2 separate regions of the Mus musculus genome follow, and region 1 is linked to region 2. A link is a loop called in an ENCODE intact Hi-C map of the cell type or tissue named here. Cell type or tissue: gastrocnemius. All regions are shown on one strand. Each heading gives the region's core, and the rest is flanking DNA. Links, peaks and the distances in the headings are about the cores only. Region 1 has its middle 71 kb from the start of Gm39478. Region 2 has its middle 25 kb from the start of Mgat5b.

The links. A loop is a pair of places that touch in the nucleus more often than their neighbours do. Peaks named below come from ENCODE experiments on the same cell type or tissue, not always from the same donor. Only the 100,000 strongest peaks of a DNase experiment are listed, where the experiment ranks them.
Region 1: a loop joins it to region 2, with 3 times the contacts of the local background. A loop is called at or near these places in 9 of 42 quality-filtered maps.

What each region holds. Positions count from the first base shown.
Region 1 is chr11:117,193,453-117,196,364 of GRCm38, forward strand. No RefSeq gene overlaps it. Among named protein-coding and RNA genes, the nearest start is that of Gm39478, 71 kb to the right of the region's middle. In gastrocnemius, for the core only: no CTCF peak of the experiment used is centred there; no DNase peak of the experiment used is centred there.
Region 2 is chr11:116,892,205-116,895,116 of GRCm38, forward strand. No RefSeq gene overlaps it. Among named protein-coding and RNA genes, the nearest start is that of Mgat5b, 25 kb to the right of the region's middle. In gastrocnemius, for the core only: no CTCF peak of the experiment used is centred there; a DNase peak (open chromatin) is centred at 1,567.

The DNA of each region.
Region 1 (2,912 bases), core at 126-2,625, 300 kb after region 2:
GAATTTGTGAGTCCTAGGCCAGCCAGGATTACAAAATGACATGCTATCTCAAAAAAGTAAAACAGGAAGAAGAAAAGGAAAAGGAAAGAAAAGAAAAAGGAAAGACAGCTGTGCTCCTTGTTCCCTCTGCCGCAAGCCCTTTGCACTGGCTGACAGCACTCATCTGCTTCTCCCTGGCTCTCAGGAGATCTCTACTCTCCGTGTGCTCAGACCTTAGGGCCTGGTTTAGTTCTGTCTACCTACTTTCCTGCACATTCTTTTTCCATTGCTTTGTTTTTTGTTTGTTTTCGTTTTCTTTCTCTTTCTCTCTCTCTCCCTCCCTCCCTTCTTTCTTTCTCTCTCTTTCTCTCTCTCTCTTTCTTTTCTCTCTCTCTCTTTCTTTCTTCCTTTCTTCCTTCCTTCCTTTCTTCCTTCCTTCCTTTCTTTCTTTTTTTTGAGTTAGGTATTCAGAGATTTACAAATAAGCAGAACCGAGCCCATGGATCTCCCCAGTATGATCTGTGAGGACTAACAGGTATTTTAGTTCAAGGGACAATTATAGCAGGTAAAAGCTCAGCTCTATAGACAGGATCAAGAGTGCTGGAAATACTCTAAGTGGGCAAACGTAAGGAATGTGCTGTTGTTGTTTTTCGAGACAGGGTTTCTCTGTGTAGCCCTGTCTATCCTAGAACTCACTCTGTAGACCAGGCTACCCTTGAACTCAGATATCTGCCTTCCCCTGCCTCTGGGATCAAAGGTGTGTGCCACTACCCCCTGTCCCTACACTTTCTTAACCTCCCCGCAATGCTGTTCATCTGGTCTTAGATAACTGATCACTGCCCATCTTTCTTACCAAAGCAAAATCTGTCTCCAGGGCCCATGTCAGGTAATACATGGACACATTCAAGAGATCAATTTTGAATCAGCAACTGGAAAAAAAAATAATTACTGAGACAAAAACACATGAGCATTTTAAAGCTCTTGCTATTTTTCCAGAGTGCCTTCCAGGAAGGCAGTGTCAGGAGACACACCCACTGGTTCTCCTGGACTGTCTGTGTACACTGTTACTGTAAATTTCACACTTCAGCAACGCCTCAATCGCCTGACCCTCTGAGCCGGAATCAGAGCAGAGTCAGCATCAAAGGTGCTGAGTCAAGTTGGCCGGTGGAGTCAGCTTAGTCCTCCTACGATGGGACGGTCCCCTAAGGGGAACCACTCAGCTGAGCACTGGCCATGGGGAGATCCTCAAAGGAGAACAGAGGCAGACAAAGGCTGTGGGGTTCAGATGATAACACGGGGGAGGGCCTGCTGGAGGCTGAAGCTCTGCTACAACCCCCACCCACCCCGAAACTGACTGACTGGGAAGGCTTCGACGAGGCGAAGACCCATGACTAGGGTCACAGACTTGGGGCTTTCCCAAGGCAGGTGGCTGCTGGGAGAGCCTGGTGCAATGCCTGTTTCTCAGTTCTCACAGCCTGGAGTAACCCCTCCTTAATCAGTGAGGCTAATTTGGGAAACATGCCAAATACTTGGTGCCCCGCCTTTTAGATTTTTTCTAGCCACCAGAATGGTTAGCCTACTGCAACCCAAATTTCTTTTCTTTTTAAAGTACCTAGTTTGGGGTACTTTATACATCAAAGTTATCAGATGGTAAGAGGTTGTTCATCTCTTGTTGGTGGCTGACTCCCTTCCTTGCTGACGCTGAAGGCCTGAGTTGCTGTGCCAGACTAACCCTCTCCAGAAGGAGTAGCCCGGTCAGTAAAGAGCTTGGATCTAACTGGCTAAAAACAGAGGCTCTGGAGCTGTGAACTTGGTGGTAGATCTGTCTTCTATCAATGCCAACTGTGGCCAGCTCCCAACTACTGAAAGAAAGTTGGAGATGAACCTGAAGAAACAGGCTTGGTCCCTGACTCCAGACACAGAGGGGTTGCGTGACTGCAGCTTCAAACCATGGTCTTTGTATTAATGCACTTCCATGCGCCCTGGGCCGTAGCCTCCTCTGGGTGGGAATCCGGGAGGCTACTCTTGCTGGCGGCCTCATGCTCCAAGCCCAAGACAGCAAGGTAGAGCTGCAGAGAGCTCTAACCTAGTCTGAGAAGTGACTTCCCACTCCAACGGAAGCCTACACAGATGTAAAGGGGAGGCACCTAGGTCCTGGTGATGGAAGACGGTTCAAGGTGACCGCAAAGCATGTCGGGTACTCTGCGGCCAGTTTTGGAGTTATGCTCTGATGAAAACTTTATTCCCTCCACAGAGGACAAAAGGAGTCCAGGCCAAAGGGGATGTCAGAGTCGGAGGGCCTTCTGGGGCCTGCCCATTGGACATTCTCACCCTTTGGCTCCAGTCCTGAGTCATGCTTCCCCCTTCATCTAAGCACTGAGCCAGCCACTGTCAGGCTCTGAGCAGCCAGTGTCCACACTCCTGGGGGTGAAAGGCCCTTTCAGGCCTTCTGGCACCTACCAACCTACGTAGGGCACCGACCCAACTCCTTTCAAAGAGAAGGTGTTTCCAGTATGTGTGCTGAAAACCCACCCTGACAGACAAACACACCCACAAAACGGTTTTTAAAAACTAATAAAACTTTTATTTAGAGGCAATTTCAGGCTTGCAGAAGAGTCACCCAGCACACACACAGAAATCTCAGGGCTGCCCCAAGGGCTTTGATTTCACAGGCATGGGATCCATCTTGGTGTTTTATATGCTATGAGATTTTACCAGTGAGCAATGACATGTGTCTCTTAAGTTGGAACCATCTGGAAGAATATCAATGTCCCTCCCACCCCTGGCTTCTCCCCTTTCCCCTCCCCCCTCCCTGGACATTGCTAATCCTTCTGAGACACCCTTTTCCATCTTGGCCTCCAGGAGACCACTGGAGCTTCCTCAAGATCCACAAGGCATAAGTGAGGCGCCTCAGGAAGCCTGTGGCTGTCTGA
Region 2 (2,912 bases), core at 171-2,670:
TATGAGTACATTGTCACTGTCTTCAGACACACCAGAAGAGGGCATCAGATTTCATTACAGATGGTTGTGAGCCAACATGTGGTTGCTGGGAATTGAGCTCAGGACCTCTCGAAGAGCAGTCAGTGCTCTTAACCACTGAGCCATCTCTCCAACCCTGTTAAAATGGTTCTTAAAGGGGCTTGGCTATAGCTTAGTCAGTAGATGCTTGCCTAGCATACAGGAACCCCAGCGCTCCAAGGCAGAAGGATTAGAAAAATTGGGAACTTGTCTGGAAATAAAAAGCAAAGCGAAGAAAGCAAACCACGATTCTTAAAAGCTTGGCTTAGAAACAAGAGATTCAGACCCGGTGGTACACACCTGCAATCCCAGCACTTGGGCGGGCAATAGAGACAGGAAGGCCTTCATAAGCTACACAGCCCAACACAGCTTCTCGGGAAGGAGCTGGATGCCCAGCAGGCTAGCTTTGTGGGTAAAGCTGCTTGCTGGCAAGTCTGAAGACCCAAGTTCAATTCCTGGGGACCCATCACAGGATAGAAGAAATGAACTGACTGCCACAAGTTGTCTTCTGACCTCCACCGTCATGTGGTGGCATAGGTGCATGTGCACATCAAATAAATGTAAATAATAAATAAAAGATACATACATCATATATATACATATATATATGTATATATATACATATATAAATACACACACACACACATATATATATATAGAGAGAGAAAGACAGAGAGACAGAGAGAGAGACAGAGACAGAGAGACAGACAGAGAGAGAGGCAGAGAGACAGAGAAAGGGATAGATAGCCAACTGGGCTACACACTACCCAACTCAACCAACCAACACCTTAGATGAAGGAATTGTACCACACAATAAGCAGGGTTGTACTCTCCCCAGTTGTCATCCAATGTTTTCCAGACATGATATTTCCATGGAGGAGAGAGTATATCAGAGGCAGAGACTCATTTTCCCCTTCCTAGTGTTTAGAGGCTGTGGCCAGTCTCCTTTCTTTGAGCACCAGGCTGGTCTGGAGCTCACATTATATACCAGGCTGGCCCCAGCCTGGCAGTCAGACAGTCACAGGGATGGATCACAGGTCTGATCCATCAAGCCCAGCTTCCCCACGGTTTTTAAGAAGCTTAATTGTGCAGGTGGTAGCTCTTCACTCCTGTAGTTTACTGTCAGAAGCAAATCTCTAAGTCCAGCCCACAACAAGGGGCACTTGGGTCCTCTCAGAGGCTGCCTGCTGCCTCTACCTATGCAAGCATGTGTGTGTACTTTGGTTTTTGTCGGAGCAGTGAACTCTTAAAGATTTATACGTCAGGCGCGTTCTCCTTTTGGCTATCTGGAAGGGAGCGCCCCCTTTAATGGCCTATTAATTCTCTTGACTTGTATGTTTTACAAACACTTGCTTTTGCCTCTGATGGAGCATCCTGTCGAAATCCACAAATTACGCGTTCCTGTAACAGCAGGCGGCAGCCTACATATGAAGATGCCAGCTATAAAATGCCAGCGTGTGAAGGTGTTTTGCCAACGGGCTGTGAGTTTGCAGATGGGGACGCTGCCTTAGAGGTGGGTGCGCCCCTGTCATCCTGGCACTGGGCCAGATCTGTAGTAAGGACCGTGCACCTTCCTGCTCACCGTCAGACAGCCCCTCCCTCACCTTCCTGCTCACCGGCAGACAGCCCGGTCCCTAAGTGGAGGGTGGGTGTGGGGCCTCCTCTGGATGAGAATAATGAAACAAGTTCTGGCTAGAGTGAGGGTCCCTAGGGCAGAGCACAAGTGAAGGGTGAGAGGGACCAGGTCACTGTCCTGTCCTGCACAAGAGCATACTCTGTCATCCCCACGCCCCAGGGATGGAAGGGGAGGGGCTGGTGCATGAAGCTTGCTGTGAGGTCAGGACTAGACTGGACTACAGAGTGAGATTCTGTTTGAACAAAACAAAACCGGGAGTGGTGGGTGTGTGGGAGGGAGGGGAGTAGGGGGAGGGGGGCGGGCCGGAGAGATGACTCAGCAGTTAGGGCCGGAGAGATGACTCAGCGGTTAAGAGCATTGGCTGTTCTTCCAGAGGACTCAGGTTCAATTCCCAGCACCCACATGGCAACTCACAGCTGTCTGGAACTCCAGTTCCAGGAGATCTGACATTCTCACACAGGCATGCATATATGCAGTCAAAATGACAATGTACATAAAATAAAAGTAAATAAATCAAAACCAAACAAAATTGAATTAAAGATGATACCTCAAGTCCATGAGGCTCTGTGTGCTAACACTGCAGAAACTATGATTTGTGCACACCTGTGATCCAGCACTTGGGCAAAGTTACCTTCAGGTACACAGTGAGTTTGTGGCTAGCTTGAGCTATGGGAGACCCCTTTTCATATACACAAGCAAGAGAAGAATAAAAAAATGATACTTTGAAGCTGGACAGTTGGTGGTGCACACCTTTGATTCCCCCACTCAGAAGGCAGAGGCAGGCAGATCTCTATGAGTTCAAGGTCAGCCCGGTCTACAGATGTCTAAGGAGAGTTCCAGGACAGCCAGGGCTACACAAAGAAACCCTGTCTCAAAAAAGCAAAACAAGCAAAGAGACTGTGAGCCTGGAGTACCCAGCCCCAGCGCATGCCTTGACATGCTATCTCGTCTGTCTGTGGACATCTTCTTTTGGTCAGGTGCCTGTCGTCAGCCTGTTATTACATCTGTATTTGTAAGTTTCTGCCCCTTGGGGAGACCCCTCTCAGCCCGGAAAGACCCCAGCACCTCTGAGAGTGTAATATGGTCAAAGTCACAAGGCTATGGGACAGATTGGCAGGCTGGGGAAAGCTGCACAGCCCTGAGCCCTCAGTTGTCCCTGTCCTTCTGTCAACTGGGGACTGTGCCGCCTACTCAGTGGGATTGTATGAGGTGGGTAACT